Regions from separate parts of the Homo sapiens genome. Here region 2 is linked to region 1. Evidence: read pairs that join two places in POLR2A ChIA-PET (ENCODE). Cell type or tissue: K562. All regions are shown on one strand. Links, peaks and the distances in the headings refer to the core of each region. The heading gives the core; the rest is flanking DNA.

Region 1 (11,391 bases), core at 4,532-8,531:
AGCTAATTTTTGTATTTTTAATAGAGACAGGGTTTCTCCATGTTGGTCAGGCTGGTCTCAAACTCCTGACCTCATGATCCACCCACCTCGGCCTCCTAAAGTGCTGGGATTACAGGTGTGAGCCACCGCGCCTGGCCTCATCCTCATCTTTATTGCCAACACAATGATTATTTCTGCCATGATTCCAGCATACTTCATACTGTTAGGGCTGCCTGTTTTCAGGTCTGTCCCCGCCTCCCTCCTGGGCTGCTCTGACTCTCTTTTCTTCGTGTGTACCCGGCCGTGAAGGACCACGGTCCTCCGTGTAGGAGAGTTGTAAGACTGAGGTCCTGCCTGCCAGGAGAGTGCCAGGCAAGCACTGGGTCCCCCTACTGCCTGCACTTACACGATCACCAGCCACTTGCTCTGCTTCGCCAGGCCCAGGAGGGTGAAGAGGCAGACCAGCAGCTCCAGGAGCAGCAGGAGGACGTAGGCCAGCCACCTGGGAGGGGAGAGGGTAGGGCTGAAACCACAAACCTGCCTCCAGGCACCCCGGCGGAACAGCAACCCTCCACCAGCATTCACCCTGCCCCCCAGCTCAGCCTCACATTCACCACCCTCCAAGCTCAGCCTCCTGCTGTTTACTGTGTCTGGGCCACAGCCCAGGTCCTCTGTGAAATAGTGTTATCATGAGACAGGACACTGGAGCGGTTTAGAATACAGGTCCTGAGCACCTGGGACTATCCCCTGGCCGGGCCACACACATGTGCCCTGTGACCAGGGACACGTGATGTGTTCTCTCCGAGCTCCCCATCCCCAACCCCACCCTGCAGAGTGGAGATACTCGTTCTCAAGACTGCACCAAAGATCCCATCGCATCCCTGGAGGGCATGACGTCTGGAGGCAGAGGCTGCCTGGTCTCAACCCCAGCCCCTCCGCTTAACTGGCCGGGTAACTCTTGTCTCGGTAACCTTAGCCTCTCGTTCCTCAGTTTCCCTACATGTAACGTGGGGAGCACAACAACACTGGCTTGAGAATATTGCCTCGAGTGGGCTGCATGACTAGAAGTGCTTAGGAGAGTGCCAAGCACGTGGACACACTTAGAGGTTAGCCTGAGCGTGAACGAGGGAACTGAGATGTTAGTTAATAGTTAATACTTGGCCGGGCGAGGTGGCTCACGCCTGTAATCCGCGCATTTTGGGAGGCTGAGGCAGGCGGATCACTTGAGGTCAGGAGTTTGAGACCAGCCTGGCCAACATGGTGAAACCCCGTCTTTACTAAAAATACAACAATTAGCCGGGCGTGGTGGTGCACGCCTGTAATCCCAGCTACTTGGGAGGCTGAGGCAGGAGAATCATTTGAACCCATGAGGTGGAGGTTGCAGTGAGCCAAGATTGCACCACTGCACTCCAGCCTGGGCGACAAGAGTGAGACTTAGTCTCAAAAATGAAAAAAAAAAAAAGTTAATCCTTAAATATCAGTGAAGGGCCCACCACCATGATTCAGGAGGTGCAAGCATGCAAGCCACAGTGAGAGACAGGACTAGCTGGATGTCCGAGGCCGACTAATAATCCCTAAGCCTAGCTGGGAAGGTGACCGCATCCACCTTTAAACACGGGGCATGCAATTTAGCTCACACCCAACCAATCAGGTAGTAAAGAGAGCTCACTAAAGTGCTAGTTAGGCAAAAATAGGAAGTAAAGAAATAGCCAATCATCTATCACCTGAGAGCACAGGGGAAGGGACAATGATCTGGATAGAAACCCAGGCATTCCAGCCAGCAACGGCTACCCACTTTGGGTCCCCTCCCGTTGTATGGGAACTCTGTTTTCACTCTATTAAAACTTGAAACTGCACACTCTTCTGGTCCGTGTCTGTTACGGCTTGAGCTGAGCTTTCGCTCGCCGTCCACCACTGCTGTTTGCCGCCGTCGCAGACCCGCCGCTGACTTCCACCCTCCGGATCCGGCAGGGTGTCCACTGTGCTCGTGATCCAGGGAGACACCCATTGCCGCTCCCAATCGGGCTAGAGGCTCGCCATTGTTCCTGCACAGCTAACTGCCTGGGTTCATCCTGATCGAGCTGAACACTGGTCGCTGGGTTCCACGGTTCTCTTCCGTGACCCACGGCTTCTAATAGAGCTAAAACACTCACCGCAGGGCCCAGGATTCCATTCCTTGGAATCCGTGAGGCCAAGAACCCCAGGTCAGAGAACACGAGGCTTGCTGCCCTCTTGGAAGTGGCCACCACGATCTTGGGAGCTCCGGGAGCAAGGACCCGCCGTAACAACAGCACAGTGCCCGGCACGTAGTAAGTGCTCAGTTAATCCTCCTGCCATTCTCTGCAGGCCCCACAAGCTTGGGCTTCACTCCTTACCCTGGTCTCTGGCTGCTTCCGCCCAGCCTCGCAAGTGCTCCCCTCCAGCAAGACTCCCTTGGAGGCCCCTGATTTGTCTGTCGAGGGACTCCCAAGTGTGGGGTGCTTTCGCAGTGGTGCACCCGGAAGATATTTTCTAGTGATGGTGGGTCTGCCTCACCCTGGCATCACCCTTATGGCTCCCACCACTTCCCTGCCCTCGCCCAGGAGAAGGAGCTGAGGCCCGGCTTGTGCAGCCCCTGGGCCTGACCACAATGCAGAACCTGGACTTCTTCAAACCCAGGCCTGTCTGTCTCTTGCACCTGCTGCCCTGCGGGTGTGTCCTGACCTCCAGCTTTTTCAGCCCCAGTCGGCCTTCCCCGCTGGAGCGCAGCATCCCGGAAGGCCTCCCAAATCTCAGCGCATGCCCCGCGGGCAGGGCCTCCAGCTGACGTCGGATAAATGAATGAATGAATGAATGATTACTAATGGTCAAAGCAATGAGGACACCGTCATGGTGGCCGCTGGGAAGGGTGGCTGCCTGGACACTGCACAGCTCACTGCCTCCTCTCCTCCAAATGCCACCTTCTCAGTCCCCCTGATGAACTGCCAGACTCTGTCCCACCTCATCTCCCTCTATAATTTTCTTTTTTTTTTTTTAAGACGGATTCTCGCTCCGTCACCCAGGCTGGAGTGCAGTGGCACGATCTCTGCTCACTGCAAGCTCCACTTCCTGGGTTCAAGCGATTCTCCTGTCTCAGCCTCCCAAGTAGCTGGGACTACAGGCGCCCACCACCACGCCCGGCTAATTTTTGTATTTTTAGTAGCGACGGGATTTCACCGTGTTAGCCAGGATGGTCTCGATCTCTTGACCTCGTGATCCGCCTGCCTCGGCTTCCCAAAGTGCTGGGATTACAGGCGTGAACCACCGTGCCTGGTCCCCTCTGTAATTTTCTCCAAAGTTCTCATGGCCCAACACCTTACAATGTTTTTCTCTGCGTTTGTCCCTTGCTGGTTCCCCCCGGAGGACGCAGCCACGTGGCAGGGATTTCTGCCACTTGCTCACTGCCCGGCCCGCCACCGGGGTGACTACACTTCATATCTCTGCGGTGCTCTCCCTGTGCTAATCGTCCTTCTCAGCACTCAGATGCCAACTCAACAACTCGAACCAATTCAACAAGGGGGACGCTGCCCCGATTCCCATTTCACAGATGGGGAAACCAAGGCAGAGGTCTGCAAAGTAACTTGATTGCAGCCGCGTGGTTAGGGTGGGGCTGGCTGGCTTTCGAGCTCAGGTTCCTGATCTGTAGGTACGCTGCCTCTTTCACCAGAGGGTGCTAAATAAATAGTGCTGAACAACACTTTGAGAGGCCAAGGCGGGCAGATCACAAGGTCAGGAGTTTGAGACCAGCCTGGCTAACATGGTGAAACCCCGTTTCTACTAAAAATACAAAAATTAGCCGGGCGTGGTGGCGCCTGCCTGTAATGCCAGCTACTTGGGAGGCTGCGGCAGGAGAATCGCTTGAATCCAGGAGGCGGAGGTTGCAGTGAGTCGAGATCGCACCGCTGCACTCTAGCCTGGGCGACAGAGTGAGACTCCATCTCAAAAAAAAAAAAAAAAATAGTGCTGAACAAATACACATGTCACACGGATGAACGACTGAGTGAGTGGCCTGCTGGGTTAGTCCAGGAGTAACTGAGTCCAAGAGTGACTTGCTGAATGAGTGAGTCAAGGAATGAACGCATGTGTGAATAAGTGAGTGGAGTGACGTGGAGGGGGTGAGTGAGTGAATGGGTGAGGACATGGGTGTCAGGATGGCCATGGGGTCTGGTGATCTGTCCCTCCACAGTAGGTTTCTCAACCTCATCTTTTTTTTTTTTTTTTTTTTTTTGAGATGGAGTCTCACTCTATCGCCCAGGCTGGAGTGCAATGGTGAAATCTCGGCTCACTGCAACCTCCATTTCCCGGGTTCAAGGGATTCTCCTGCCTCAGCCTCCTGAGTAGCTGGCATTACAGACATCTGCCGCCACGCCCAGCTAATTTTTGTATTTTTGGTAGAGACGGGGTTTCTCCACGTTGGCCAGGCTGGTCTCAAACTCCTGACCTCAGGTGATCCACCCACCTTGGCCTCCTAAAAGTGCTGGGATTACAGGCCTGAGCCACCGCGCCTGGCCAGCCTCGTCATAATTGTCATGGTGGCTGGATCATTCCCTGCCAATGGGTGGGGAGGGGGTTCTTGTGCATTGCAGGGTGTTGAACAGTTCCTGGGCTCTACCCATTGGATGCCAGCAGTGCGCACACACTCCCCAGCTGTCACAACCAAAACTGCCTCCAGGCATTGCCAACTGTCCCCCCGGGGACTCCGCCTGAGAGCTGCCGGCACAGAGAGCAAGAAGAGCAGCGTCTCACCTGTACTCCTCCACAAAGGACACATTTTCAGCCACCTGCAGGGGGCTCAGGGGCACTCCCTGCCAGAAGGCCAGCCCCTGCAGCTGCTGGGCCGCAGCCTCCGCCTGCCGTCGAGCCCCTCGGGCGGCAGCCACCAGCTCCGTGCGCGGCTCGAGCACCTCCTCCAGGGTGGTCAGCTCTGTCCTCACCGCCTCGCCCAGCCTCTCCACCGTCTCCAACACCTGGGGATAGGACAGGGGCTGAGGTCTGGAAGGACATCCTGGGGGGAGCCCGCGGTCGAGGCATGGGGTTTTAGAAGTGAAGGAGGGGTGCATAGTAGCGGGTGTCTGAGATCTGGAGTCTGGGACATCTGAGGATTGAGTAAGGGAAGGGATTGGGGAGGGGCTTCAAGATCAAGTTCATGGAGTTCTGTGGCCTCTATCCAGAGCTCTGGATGGTTGGTAGCTTGAGCCCAGGGTAGTAAGTCCAGCCCCAGGACTGAGATTAAGTGTGGAGCTTTAGGTCTGAAGTTTTCATCTGCCTTCCAGAATCTGGGGTCTCAAGTCTGGGTCCCATGGTCTAGAGTCTGCAGCTGGACATGGAATCTAAGGCATGAAGTGGGGCCAGGCCTCAGCCCCAGGGCCCAGAATCCTGGAGCTGATGTCGGAGCTGAAGCCTCAAGTCGGGGACCTGGGCCTCAGGGCGGGGGTCCCTGAGCTTGCTTACGGGCCAAGAATCAGGTCTGGGGCCCTGGATCTGGCCCGTGGACAGGGGCTGGTGTCGCTGGTGCTTGGTTTCTGTGTGGCTTGGGGGTTCCAGGTAAGGTCCAGGGCTGGGCCTGTGTGTGAGGTCCTCAATTTGCAGCCAGGGTCGGGGGTTGGGTGGATAGTCTGAGGTCTGTGGGTCTCAGGATGAAGTTCTGAATCTGGGTTCCTAAGCTTCAAGCCTGGGGTCTTAGCTCTGAGTTTGGATCCCTTTGTCCTTGGGTGTGGGGAGCCCGTCCAGGTGTGGGTCTGGGGTCCCACTGGTTGCTGGCCCCTCACCAGGTGGTCAATGGTGCTGAGTGTGTGGTTGGCGTGCAGCAGCGCAGAGCTGAGCTGGGACACCCCATCACTGGTCTCACTGTTGCCATAGAAACCGATGCCAATGCCAGTGCTGAGCGGAGGAGGAGGGAGAGGAATCTCAGCGGGTCCCAGGACCCCGGGGGCCACCGTCCCCTCCCACCCCATCCCCTCCACCTCGCCTTCTTATCCACCCCTCCCATCTCAGCCCCACCTCATTGGGCCAGCCCGTGGGAAAAGGGCGACTTCAGCCTGGCCCCCGTCGGTTGCCAAGGGAACGGGAAGGCCTCACTCCCCCAGCGGAGGGACGTCATTGTGATGTTAATGGTGGGTGGAGTGGTGGGGGGGAGGGAGCCCCCGATTTAACTCGCACCTCCCTGGAGCAGAACCCCAGTCACACCCAGCTCCGGGATGGGCCGTCTTCCCCTCCCTAGGACTGCCTGCCCCACACCCTTCCCCCGCATCCTTTGCCAGGCAGGCAGCCCTCCTGGCACCTGTCCTAGGGTGCCCTAGGGTCCTTGGGGCCTGCAGTGCCAACCCTTCAGTGCTGAGACGTTCTCCGCCCCCACCTCCTGGGGGTTCCTAAGGGTACAAGGGGGGCAGCTGCCACCATCTCCTGGGGGGACGCTGAGCCTGGAGCTCTCGGCCTTCCCCCACCCGGGACCCAAGCGTCGGGCCAGCTGGGAGGGAAGTAAGGGAATGTGGGAGGGAGGCTGGAGGATGGGCGAGAAGCCGTGCCCCCGCCCCCACCCTACCGACACACAGAGCTCCATTGTGGGACCTGAATGTGGGGCCCCAGACCCCTCCCGTCCCCGCCCCCGGCCGGTGTCCCGCAGTGGAGGGGGCGGGAGCCTGACACCCTCCCGGTTCCCAGCCCCGGCTGGGCCTCCACCCCCATCCCTCGGGTCGGACGCCCAGTGTCCCCGCCCCATTGTTCAGAGTCCTACAAAGCTCCTCTTGTTCCCAGGCTGCGGGGGCTGGGGCCGTGTCTCTCCCCCACTGGGCCTTTGTCCACCTCCCCTGTCTCCCCCCACGCCAGAGAGCCGGAGGAGGAAGCGTCCTGAATACAGGCCACCCCTACAGGTCCCTCCCCTTGCCCGCTGTGGGTCCGGGGCAGGCGTCTGGCCCTCTGGGACCCCCCGTCTGTGGAAGAGGATTGCTGTCTGCAACCTGTGGGTGCTGCCCTGCCGGGGAGGGGGCTGTGCTCAGAGCTCGTTCTTGGTAGCTGGTGTGTTCACATTGGAAGCCCCCTAAGCTCGCTTTGAGGGGTGTGAGGGGGTCCTACTAACCTGGGTCTGAATCTCTGTGCTGCCTCTTAAGCCACGTGGCCTTGAAAGGTGACCTCCCCTCTGTCCCTGAGCCTTCCTCTTTGGAAACTGGGCCTGACACCCCTGAATCCAGCAGCATTATTGTGAGAAGGAATTAGACCAGCTCAGGTCTGGGCACAGATGAGGTGCTCTTGGAGGGTGATTATATCTATTTATCGTCCGTCTCCCTGATTAGAACATAAGCTGCACGAGGGGCTCCTTGCCTGGCTTGGTCAGTATCTGGCACATAGTAAATACTCAATAAACAGTTGTCGAATGAATGAGCTGGTGAATGACGGAATGACAGACATCACCAGTTAATGTTGGCTGAGAGTAGCTGCAAGTCAGACACTGTGCTTTCTCTCCATCTTACCCCCGCAGGAGGTGGGCGAGATGATAATGCCCAGTTTACAGATGTGGAAATTGAGGCCCAGGGAGACTATCACTCCCTTAGGTCACACAGCTATTCAATGGGAGAGCCACCAAAACCAGGCCATCTGACTGCCCCTGCGCCTTCTCACCAGATGGCTGCCCTTGATTCACTTCCTCTCCAGAGCCTCACTTTCTCCATCCATCAAATGGGACAGTCCTTCCTGCTGTGCGCTGAAGTGGGCTTGCAAATGGCAGGGACAGGGACGAGGGAGTTTCCTCCTTCCTGTCTGCTTCCTCCATGTCCCCGGAGGACACCCCCAGGAAGGCCAGCAAAGAGCTTGGGGAGCCCTGTCCCCACCGCCCACCCACCCTGGGGCCCCATTACCAGCCGGCGAGAAGGGCGACAATGCAGCTCCAGGTGACGCAGCCTCCCCCGGGCGAGGGGATCTTGGACCCGGGGGGCTCGGGGGGCCGGCAGCAGCAGAAGCGGATGAGGTAGACAGCGATGAAAATGAGGCTCAGGCCCAAGCCCAGGCCCGCCAAGGCCGCCACCAGCAACAAGGCCTGGGGAAGGGGGTGACATCAGACCTCCGAGGGCACCCGTGTGTTCCACACTCAGATCCCCCTTCCTGCGTGGCTGGGGGGTCGGGGTCTGGGATGTCAGAGTGAAGGTGGGAGACATCCCTGGCCTAATCTTGGGGGAGATTGGGTCCCAGCCCCTCCCAGGCTGGCAGCTGGGGCTCCAGGTGTCAGGGCCAGCTTGCTGGAGGGAGCTTCCAACTGGGGGCCCCAAGCCTTGGGTCCCAATTCTGCTCTGCCCTCCATTGGCTGTGCAATCTTTAGCAGGAACCGCCCCTTCTCCGAGCCTGGGTTTCCTTCTCTCTGCAGCCAGCAGTTGGAATGGAGGTTTTCCCAAGGACCTGCCAAGGCCCCTCCACAATCGTGTGGGATCAGGGGGCGGGTGGGGGTGTGGGGGCACCTGTTCCTGGTGCCTCGGGCCAGGCTGGGGGAGGCGTGCTTCCTCCCCCTCTCCTCCCTGCTCACTGTCTCCCCTGCTGCTGAGCGCTACACCCCACAGCGCCTGAGCTTGTCACCCAGGGACGGGACGAGGGGCTGTGTGGCAACGTGTGTGTGTGTGTGTATGCAAGACTCAGAAATGGAAACTGGAAGAGTGAAGACAGAACAGAAAGAGAGAGAGAGAGAGATGGAGGGAGGCACAGGCAGAAAGACACAACCAAAAAAAGAGACAAAGATAAGACAAGGTTCGGGCATGAGTCAGAAAAAGGCAGAGAGCAAAAGGGATCAAATCAGAGAGGAAGAGCAGAGTAAGGGAGAGAGAGCGTGAGAACACTATGGAGACGGGAGAGACACACAAGGACAGAGAGGCGGAGAGAGCCAAGGCCCGGAAGACAGGCAGGCCGCGGAAACGTTCTGCGGTGGGCAGAGCCTTGCAGAATAACAGGGCTCTCCACGTGGCGGGGATTTCACAGCTGACCTGTGCGGTCCCAGAGGCCCACAGTGGCCCAGGGGGTTTGCACTGAGCCCCGGAGCATGGAGGGACAACATTGGGATCAGAGTCACACCTCTGGACTTGCCAAGGCTGTTTCCCCTAAACCACGGTGTTTCTGCCTTTGTCCACACACATACACACACACAGTGGCACAGTGTGTGTGTGTGTGTGTGTCCCAAGTGTGTGCAGTGTTTGTGTTTCTGGTTGAGACTGGATGTTTTTATCTTTGGGCTGTCTCCATGAGATGAGGGGGCACCTGAGTGTGTCTCCTGGGTGCACTGCTGTCTGCAAATGAGAACATCTGTGGGCATTTGTGTGTTCTGGGCACAGTTCCTTGGGCCTGTGAGTGGGTCCGGTTGTGTGTGTGTAACAGTGTGGATGAGTGTGTGTGTGGATGCGTGACTGCATGTGAGTGTGTGTGTGCACATGAATGCTATAGTCAATATGTGTGTGCATGTGTGTGTAGATGTGAATGGAATGTACGTGTGTGTGTGTATGGGAGTATAAACGTGTATGTGACGGTGCATGCATGAGTGTGTAAGCATATATATATAAGTGCAGTGTGTGCTTGTATATGGGAGTAAATGCTTATACATGTGTATGTGTGTGTTGTGAGTCACTGTGCGCAATGTGCGTGTGCATATGTGTGATTGTGTATGTGTAAGTGGGTATATCCATGTGAGTGTATGCATGTGTCTATATGCGTGTGTTGTATGTGGGTGTGAGTGCATAGCGGGAGTAGTAAATGGGTATGTGTGTGTGCATATGTGAGTGTGTAATGAGAGTAGGTGGGCGTGTGTGTGTACCTGTGCATATGTGTGTGTGCATGTGTGTAATGAAAGTAAGTGGGCGTGTCTGAGTGTGTGCATGTGAGTGTGCATGTGAGTGTGTAATGGGAGTAAGTGGGTGTGTCTGAGTGTGCCTGTGCATATGTGTGTGCATGTGAGTGTGTTGGAATAAGTGGGCGTGTCTGGGTGTGCCTGTGCATATGTGTGTGCATGTGAGTGTGTAATGGGAGTAAGTGGACGTGTGTGTGTGCTGTGCATATGCCAGTGAGTGTGTGCGTGTGGCTGTGTGCCTCCCCCGGGCCAGTGTCCCTGAGGCCCTGGCTGTGTCTGCAGCTGTACCCACGGTGGTCGCGTCCCTGCAGGGGTCCCCCTTGCCCTCCTCGGCTGTGGGGCTCTGCCCGCGCATCCCTGCCACCCTGACCCTGACCCCCGACCGTGGGGGCGGAGTGAGGCTCCCCCAAACCCGTGCCTCTGGCGGTGACTGGGGCCGCGGATCCCCGCGTGCGGCTTCGGGAGGTCTCCGGGCCAGAGCGGGCGTGAGTCTGGGCCGAGGCCGGAGCCGGTGGAGCGGCGTTGTTGGAGGTGGCCGTTGTGTAACCGCGAGGCTGTGGGCGAGGGGACGGCGGTCCCCGTGTGTGGGGAGAGGGGGCGGCGAGGAGCAGGCGGGGAAGAGCTGCTCAGGGCTGTGCCAGCCGTGACCCAAATAGCTCAGAACACAGCACTCATCCCCTCCGCGCTTTTCTGGGACCCCCTCCACGCCCCCTGAGCTCTCCAATCCCAGCCCCCTTCTCCCAGGAGCAACCCAAGACGGAGCCCAGGGGCTCAGGCCCCATCAGCAGGGCCAGGACCCGTCCTGGGGCCACATCGGGACTCCCAGCACCCCCACCCGTCCCCAGCTCAGCCAAGCCTTTCTCCTCATTAATCTCGAAGTCAAGGACTTGAATTAAACTGGGTCAGGGGACAGCTCTTTCGCCCATTGGAGCTGCCCCGAGCCGGGCCCCTTCCCCAGGGACACCGGCTTCTGTGAGGTTCCCACACCGGCCCCACCCTCGGGACCCGGGTCTGTCATCCCGAGGCTCCCCAAACCCAGCCTCATCTCGGCCCTCACCCCTGCAGCGCCCTGACCACCCCTTCTTTCTTGGGACGGGCAAGAAGCTTCCTCTCCCAGAGCCCCTTCATTTTCCAGCCCTGGTCCTCAGCCCCTGAAGCCCCCTTCCCCATTTCAGACTCTCAATCCCATCCCAGCACCGCAGCAGCCAGCGTTTTCCCCGCCACCGTTATCAGGTCCGCTGTCTCCTGGGTCCCACCTTATCTGGGACATATTCACCTGCTCTGATCCTGTGGGGCAGGGTCATCTTTTAGGGCAGGAAGAGTAGACCTACCCTCCCGATGACCCTGGAGGCCGGCTTCCCAGGCAGGTATCAGACACCCGGGAATCCGGGCCCCCCTCCCCTCCTCTCCATGAACTCAGGGGTGCAGGTCCCCAGCCTTCCCTTATTTAGAGAGCTCGAGGTCTGGACCCCCAGCGCGCGTCCCAGGAGAACCTCCAGGCATGGGCGCCCCCAGGCTCCTCCTCCCTCCGAAACCCCAAAGTCCGGGCCGGCCCCCAGCCTCCGGCGGAGCTCAGGAAA
Region 2 (7,695 bases), core at 1-4,000, 180 kb before region 1:
TCCTCATTTGGAGCCTGTCATGAACCCCATTTATCACAGGGGAGCTGGGTCATTGGAGCCTGGGGGCTGCAGGGGGCTCAGCCATGGGTAATTTCCAGAGCAGGTGAAGACAGGAGGGGTGGGGGCATGAGGGGATGCTGGCGCCCACCATCAAGGCCTGAGATTGATGTTTCCACTAAGGAGAGCCCCTTTGTTCCTGCCCTTGAGAGATGCTTCTCATAATATTTCATCAACACCCCGGTTATCACAGTCATGTCCAGAAAATGAGAAATGAAAGTTCATCAGAAGGAGAAGGATACACACGAAACAGAGAGGGCATCTGTGTCTGGTGCCATTAGGGGTCATTAGGGAGGAAGTTTCCATTTCTGTGCAGAACAGAAAAGGGGCCCTGGGTCCTCACAGGCAGAGAAGGGCCAGGGCTCTGGGCAAGGCTGAAAGCTGTGATGGAATATGTCTATTTACCGACCCAGGCCCATGGCCACCACTGAGCCAACTCCCCTGGGTGTGTGTGAAACAAATTCATTCACTGCAGAGTTCTTACATGTGGGTATCTGTATCATGTGTGGGTATGAGTTTTTTTTTTTTTTTTGAGATGGAGTTTTGCTCTTGTTGCCCAGGCTAGAGTGCAGTGGCATGATCTCCACTCACTGTAACCTCCACCTCCCAAGTGATTCTCCTGCCTGATTCTCATGACCAAGTGATTCTCCTGCTTCAGCCTTCTGAGTAGCTGTGATTACAGGTGCCCACTACCAGGCCTGGCTAATTTTTTTGCATTTTTAGTAGAGACGGGGTTTTGTCATGTTGGCCAGGCTGGTCTTGAACTCCTGGCCTCAAGTGGTCTGCCCACTTCGACCTCCCAAAGTGCTGAGATTACAAGCATAAGCCACCGTGCCCGGCCATGAGTGTGAATTTCACATGCATTTTTTTCCTTCTGGGAGCAACCTGAGCAGACACTATGTTTGGGAAATGAATGCCACGTGTCATCAGTAGCTGGAACAGTCCCCCATTTTCAGTCCTGGATTACTAAAAACTGCCTTGAGAGGATCCCTCCATGGTAGCTCAGGAGTGTAGGAGGTGAGTGTCCAACAAAAATAGACAACCAAGAGCCATCCTTCTAATGATAAAAAGTGCTATGATCATCAGTCTACACATTTGTTGATAAGGATTATTATGTGCAAAGAAATAGAATACTAGGAACGCATAAGACCCTTTTTCAATTAAACATGTTTAAATATCTGAAAAAAATACAAGAGGAAATTAAATTTCTGAGACAAGAATATGGATTATACTGGCAAAAAATGAGCATCAGAGAAATGAGTTAGAAATCCTAGAGGCAAAAATTCAGTTGAAGAAGCACACTCAAAATATTTATTCTATCAAGGTCAAGATACAGCTAAAGAGACATTTATTAAATTGGAAAACAAAATTGGGAGAATTTTCCAGAATGCACTATGGAGACACCAAAAGTGAAAATTCACCATATTTGGGGGAATATTGTGAGGAGGGAGAACCTCATATCTATTGTACGTGTCAGAAGGAAAGAAGGGAGAATAATGTCTGGCAACAGCTCACGAATTAAAGAGTTGAACATTTGACAGAGACGAGGAAAGACTAATTAAGTGCTAAGATGCATACATTTAAACATGCAATGTAAACCTTGACCTACCATGATAAATTGAAAAATACCAGAAGTAGATTAAAAAGTATATATGCTAGACTGAAATTGTCTAGCATAAATTGTATAGTTTAAAACACATTTTTGTGTCCTGTGATTTTCAACTCAACATGTCAGTAGAATAGCATGATCACTGGGATCGGACTTCCCAACAGAAAAATGAAAGGCAAGGAAATGTTGAAAATGTACTCTCAAGGGATTAACAGCAAGTGAGGAACTCTATGCTTACTCAGGTTAATACCTAAAAGTTAAAGGGGTCAGCAGGGGACCAATTCCTAAGCAGAAAAAGGCTCAGAGCAAGACAGACCTGTGAAGCCCATTAGGTTGGGCTTCCCCTGCATGAGGGCTGAGGAGGGATTGGAGGGTGGATCCCTCAATCATCAGATGTGCTTTCTCTTCCAGGTGTTATATCTTACCCTTTAATTAATATAGAAATGTTTTCATCTATTTTGATAGAGAAAGTGGGAGGAAAAATAAAGCATTATCTGAGCTGCAAGTTACTAGATATTACTGTTTTCATACTCAGTGAAAGCAATTTTAAATGATGTTATCCAGATAGATCAATGAATCCAAAATGTAGGATGTGAGATGCCGGTGATGAAAAGTGGGAAACAGGCAAGTATTTGAAAATTGCATGCACGCACACACACGAATGTAACTACACACACATATAAGAGTACATGTCTTTTCTAAAGGACAAGGATAAATGAATCTTCATTCAAAAATATATAATCGAATACTTAACTAAATTCATGAAATTATTCTAAATTATTCATTTTTTACCCCGTATGTTAAAGAGTGATTCCCCTACTCAGGATGAGTTAAATAGCCCAACACCCCCAATAACACATTAGGCATGAGACACAATAGTATCATCTAATATAAAATCATAATTTAAAATCAGTAAGGGAAGAAAGACATGCTGTTAAAATTATCTATTAGAAACATTAATAGTCCACAAAATGTAACATAATACAAAACTTTTTTGAAAATAGTGAAGTTTTATGTTTTAATGAAGGTATTAAGTGCTGGGTACGGTGGCTCACACCTGTAACCCAGCACTTTGGGAGACTGAGGTGGGAAGATCACTTGAGCCCAGGAGTTCAAGACCAGCCTGGGCAACATAGTGAGACTCATCTGTGTTAAAAAAAAAAAAAAGAGAGAGAGACGGTATAAAAAATGATAAAATAATTGTAAACTTTCATTCATCTAACCATGGGTTATTGAAATATATACAACATAAATTTGTATATATTTGGTGATTCAAAGAAATATTTATCAAGAACTGAGAGGTTAAGAAAAAAAATGAATGAGTATACAACTTAATGTTCAATCTGAATTACATACATATGGTAAAACTCTCTAGTTACATATGTTATAGGGTTTGTATATAGAAAAACAAATTCTATGTATGTATACATATATATGTTAATTTGTGTATATATTTACCTATTATGTACATAAGCACTATATGTATACACACACGGTATATATGTGTGTAGATGTGTAAAGAAATGTTACACAGTTTGTATGGAAAAAGAATTCACATATATATTCTGATATATTGTATACATACACTTACTCTAGGTGTTATGTGTGTATATATTTACATATTGCATACAAATACATTATATGTGGATATATAGTATGTGTAGATGCCACTGTACAGTATATATGTGTGTGTGAGTATATATATGTGTGTATATTAATGAACACATACCTCAAAGGGGGGAATGCCCATATTTATGACATACATTGCACGTAAAATGTTAAGTATTTACTGGACAAGGAAGGAAAAATCTCCAAATTTTTCTAAATGACTATCTTATACATTTTATTCCCAGACATGATTGTTATTTAGTTTGAAGTTAACAATAAAAAGATATTATGAGAAAACCTCAATATTGCTCAAAATTAATAAAATCCTCAGTCATTTTGTACGATATATATTTGAATTCATGATGTACTAAGAAATATTTTGCTAGATGGGTGTTTGTATTTTATATTGTTTGGATAATTATTTTACTTTTTAAGGCATATGAAGAATTCCATTTCCATTTTATGAAATAGGAGTCCTGAGGAGATTGCCATGGATCCAGCAAGGAATTTCTGGCAGAGGAAAGTAGACAGCAGTACTGGGAAAAATCACTGTATGAAAAACCGAGGAAGAAGGAATTAGGGCTCCCGGATGGGGTGAAGACCCACCTGCAGAGTGTCTCCGAGCCCTGAGAGTGGAGCAGTGTGTTCAGGACCCTGAGCCTGTGGAAGGAATCTTCTCTGAGATGTGAGTCTATGGAATGTGTGTTGTAAGACCTGCCTTTTCTTAGTATAATCCAGCAAAAGCCCATGGGTGAGGACTCAGTTTTATTTTAGGGGATGTGGGGACAGTATATTTTCTATTCATATTTATGCAAATTTCATAGTGCTTGTCAGTCATGTAGAAAGCAGAGGTCAGTGTGTTCACAGGATTCATACCCAAGAGTCTGGAGACACACGTGGGGTCCATGGGAAAGGCTGGTGGCCAGGTATGGCGGGAAGGTAATCAGCGACAGACGCCAGAGTCTCCTGCTTGATCTTGCCGAAATCTGGCTCAAATGTTTGGCCTGGCACAACCAAACTAGAACTTGGAAGATGCTGTATAGGTAAAACATAATATTGTAATCATTCATATTCTGTTAAGGCTTTGAAAATGTCCTTAATAAGATTTCTTTATTCTAGAGGGTAGATGGCAAATGATAACATTTCTTTATTCTGGAGGGTAGATGATGAATGATAAGATTTCTCTATTCTAGAGGGTAGATGGCGAATGATAAGATTTGTTTACTCTAGAGGGTAGACGGTGAATGATAAGATTTCTTTATTCTAGAGGGTAGATGGCGAATGATAAGATTTCTTTATTCTAGAGGGTAGATGGTGAATGATAAGATTTGTTTACTCTAGAGGGTAGACGGTGAATGATAAGATTTCTTTATTCTACAGGGTAGATGGCGAATGATAAGATTTCTTTATTCTAGAGGGTAGATGGTGAATGATAAGATTTCTTTATTCTGGAGGGTAGATGGCAAATAGCTGCTCCCTTTGTCCTAGAAAGTTGAGGACTATTTGATCCCTCATGTTTTTCAGGATCCTCCCTCCAAATATTCCATCCTATGCAGCAGGGTTTTACATCCTTCAAACACAACAGTGGTCTTGGACCTAGACATGTTGAACTCTTTAATGCTAGGACTCAAGTCCTCTTGCTGTTTGCGACAATTCAGAAAAGAATCAGCCCCAGTCATTTTGCATACTTCTGCCTGACTGTCCTAGGTGAGTAGAAAAAAACAGCTCAACTGCTTGTCAAGATTCATCGACCTGAGGTCTTGTCTGCAGCTGGATTTCTATCCTGCTTCCGTGATTTTCCTTTCGTGGATCACCAACACACTGCAAATGCCTATCATTGCTTTTGACGTGGTGTACTTTGGTTCTGCCTGGAAAGGCAGGAAGTCTCGAAGTGAGGAGCTCACAGGTCAAAGGAGATTGAAATGTTTTCAGACAGAATAGGCAAATCCGTAGAGACAGAAAGCACATTTGTGGTTAGCAGGTGCTGGAGGGAAGAGGGAATGGGGAGTGGCTGCTGAATGGGTGTAGGGTGATGACCATGTGTGGAACAGGATGGCAGTGATGGTTACACAATGATCTAAGGAGAAGCTGCACAGGTAGCATGTGAGAAGGAGGGAAGGGCTCGTAGGGTTCAGAGAGGGTGTCAGGGCATCAGGGTGGATTTATCTTTTCCTGGTTGAAATCCGATACTCTCCCATTGATTTAGTTACTGAAGCACGTTTGGAACTCTGAATTGAAGAGATGGAGGCTCAGTAAAGCACACCAGGGAGTATGGCAATGAGTAATAAAGAAGACTGTGTTACACACCATGGACCAGAGCACACAGATGTGCAGAGGTGTGGACCCAACGCTGCCATGTGGGATGTAGCCTCATGTCTGTCTGGGGGTGGGGAAAGAAGAGGATCCAACCAAGGGAAGTCAACATTAATAGAGAGGAAAGGTATCACAGGTTAATGGTCCTTCATGGATCACTCCAGAAAATGTCTCTGCAATCCAACACTGATTCCTCCCTCTAAAAATGATTGGCAGACAGTCCAGATAGCATCAGCCCTAAATTGTCTCCCGGAACCTCCTGGCATCATCAGATCTGTTCCCAAGGCTCCACCACTCTGAAGGGTACATTCTTCTCTCTGCTGTTCACCTCCCGGCTGCATCTCAGAGGCTTCTCTGGCTGTGCTGAGCCTCAAATAGCAGAATCCCGAGGACCACCAGGACCAAGCCAGCTATGCCCATGCGGATGAGATTCTCCACTGTGTAATCCTGGGGGTGTGAGGCTGGGGATGGTGGGCAAAGAGGTCACAGAGGTCAGGGCAGATCAACTTCACCCAGGACCTCTGGATGTCCACCCAGAGCACCTCCTTACCCTTGACAGGACCCAACCCTTGTGCCCAGCACCGTAAACGAGAGCATCTCCTCACTCACCAGTCTTGTTTTGTGATGGGCTGAGGGTGTTAGCTGCTCCTGAGAATAAAAACAGAGGGGAAGAGCCCTGAGCCAGCCTCTCCCCTGGGCTCTGCATTCTTATCTTCCCCTATGTCTTCTGACATGAGTTCTAGGGAGTTCCTCAATAAACCCTTCCTGTGTAGCAGGGTTCCCTCCAGTGTCCTTATTGAATTATTTCAGATTTCTTGCATTCTAGAAATTCGAATGTTACTCCTGAGGCATTTGGGGAGGGCGTTTTCCTGCACTCTGGGAGCTCAGGATCTGCAAAGGAATACAGAAGTCACTGAGCCCTGTGCGCTGTCTGTGCAGCCAGGGACACAGGAGCACATGAGCCAATTCCCCCAGAGATGAGAGTTTCACTTATCCACCAGCGGAGGACCCAGGCTCCATGCATGGGAGGTTGGTCTGCAGGGGCTCCCCAGTGTCAGAAGCACAAAGGGGTGAAAGTCTGGGGGTGCTTCTTCTTCACACAGCCTCAGCCAGTTCACCTGGGGTTTCATCTTCCATTTAATCTCTAGTTAACTAATTCCTCATATAGGCAGTAACACCTAGAATGCAATACAGTTTCCCACATTCACACACACATACAAACATATATATATATATGCTAAATGGAGATGTCACTCAAGGTTCATAAATCAGTATTTGTTTTTATGAAGTGTGAATCTAGGTGAATCTAGACCAGGAACAAACATGTAAACACCTACCGCATCAAATATATTAAGCATATGCATGAATATACATCAAATGAATTTGGATATACTTACACACATATTCAAAAGTATCTTACTTAACCACACATAAATATGTATATATGTAAAACTTCAGATATTTATTTAAGATGTAGTAACATATATATTGACATTTAAAGTGAGAAATATTGGCACATAATTTAGAAATAAAGAAGTAAAATTTCCCATTGTCTTACGGTTTATACAAATTGTATTAGTAAATTAGAGGAGATCCATTGAAAAGCAGTTAGAACAGAGCAATTTAGTAGTGAGTTAGCATGAAATACAATGAATATACTCAAAGCAGTAGCTTTCTCATGGATAGTTATCTCTTATTTTAAAAATGTAAAGGAATGAAATACTTCACTTATAAATCATTAAAGGTGTTGAAGAATTCTTTAAATTAGAATGAATGTAATTTTTTAAAATGTCCACCCAGGACACCCAGCTCCCCTTGACAGGACCTGACCCTCTGTGCCCAGCGTCATCACGGCAAGCATCTCCTCACTCACCAGCCTTGGAATCGGACTTGTTTTGTGGTGGGCTGAGGGTCTCAGCTGCTCCTGAGAATCAAAACAGAGGAGAAGAGACATATTCAGAGGTAACTTATATAACAAATTCTATATAAGATTATGTATAACTTATATAACCTCCCTGTCAAGGAGAGGTGGGTGTCCTGGGTAGACATTTAAAAAATTATATTCAGGCCAGGCACAGTGGCTCATGCCTGTAATCCCAGCATTTTGG

What was found. Peaks named below come from ENCODE experiments on the same cell type or tissue, not always from the same donor. Only the 100,000 strongest peaks of a DNase experiment are listed, where the experiment ranks them.
Region 2: POLR2A ChIA-PET joins it to region 1 with 5 read pairs; 2 of 35 experiments call an interaction of 5 or more read pairs at or near these places.

The regions. Positions count from the first base shown.
Region 1 is chr19:54,415,763-54,427,153 of GRCh38, reverse strand. It overlaps TTYH1 (tweety family member 1), which reads right to left. Exons shown (of 14, transcript NM_020659.4): 2 at 7,848-8,026; 3 at 5,766-5,877; 4 at 4,744-4,964; 5 at 386-481. It overlaps LOC124904770 (LIM domain-containing protein A-like), which reads right to left and starts at 10,052. Exons shown (of 1, transcript XM_047439797.1): 1 at 8,437-10,052. The coding sequence starts at 10,018. The coding sequence ends at 8,813. RefSeq lists an enhancer at 4,169-4,969. In K562, for the core only: no CTCF peak of the experiment used is centred there; a DNase peak (open chromatin) is centred at 6,093; H3K27me3 peaks cover 3,057 bases.
Region 2 is chr19:54,599,052-54,606,746 of GRCh38, reverse strand. It overlaps LILRA1 (leukocyte immunoglobulin like receptor A1), which reads right to left. Exons shown (of 10, transcript NM_006863.4): 8 at 7,461-7,511; 9 at 6,197-6,235; 10 at 4,366-6,048. The coding sequence ends at 5,930. Among named protein-coding and RNA genes, the nearest start is that of LILRA1, 9.3 kb to the right of the region's middle. In K562, for the core only: no CTCF peak of the experiment used is centred there; no DNase peak of the experiment used is centred there; H3K27me3 peaks cover 304 bases.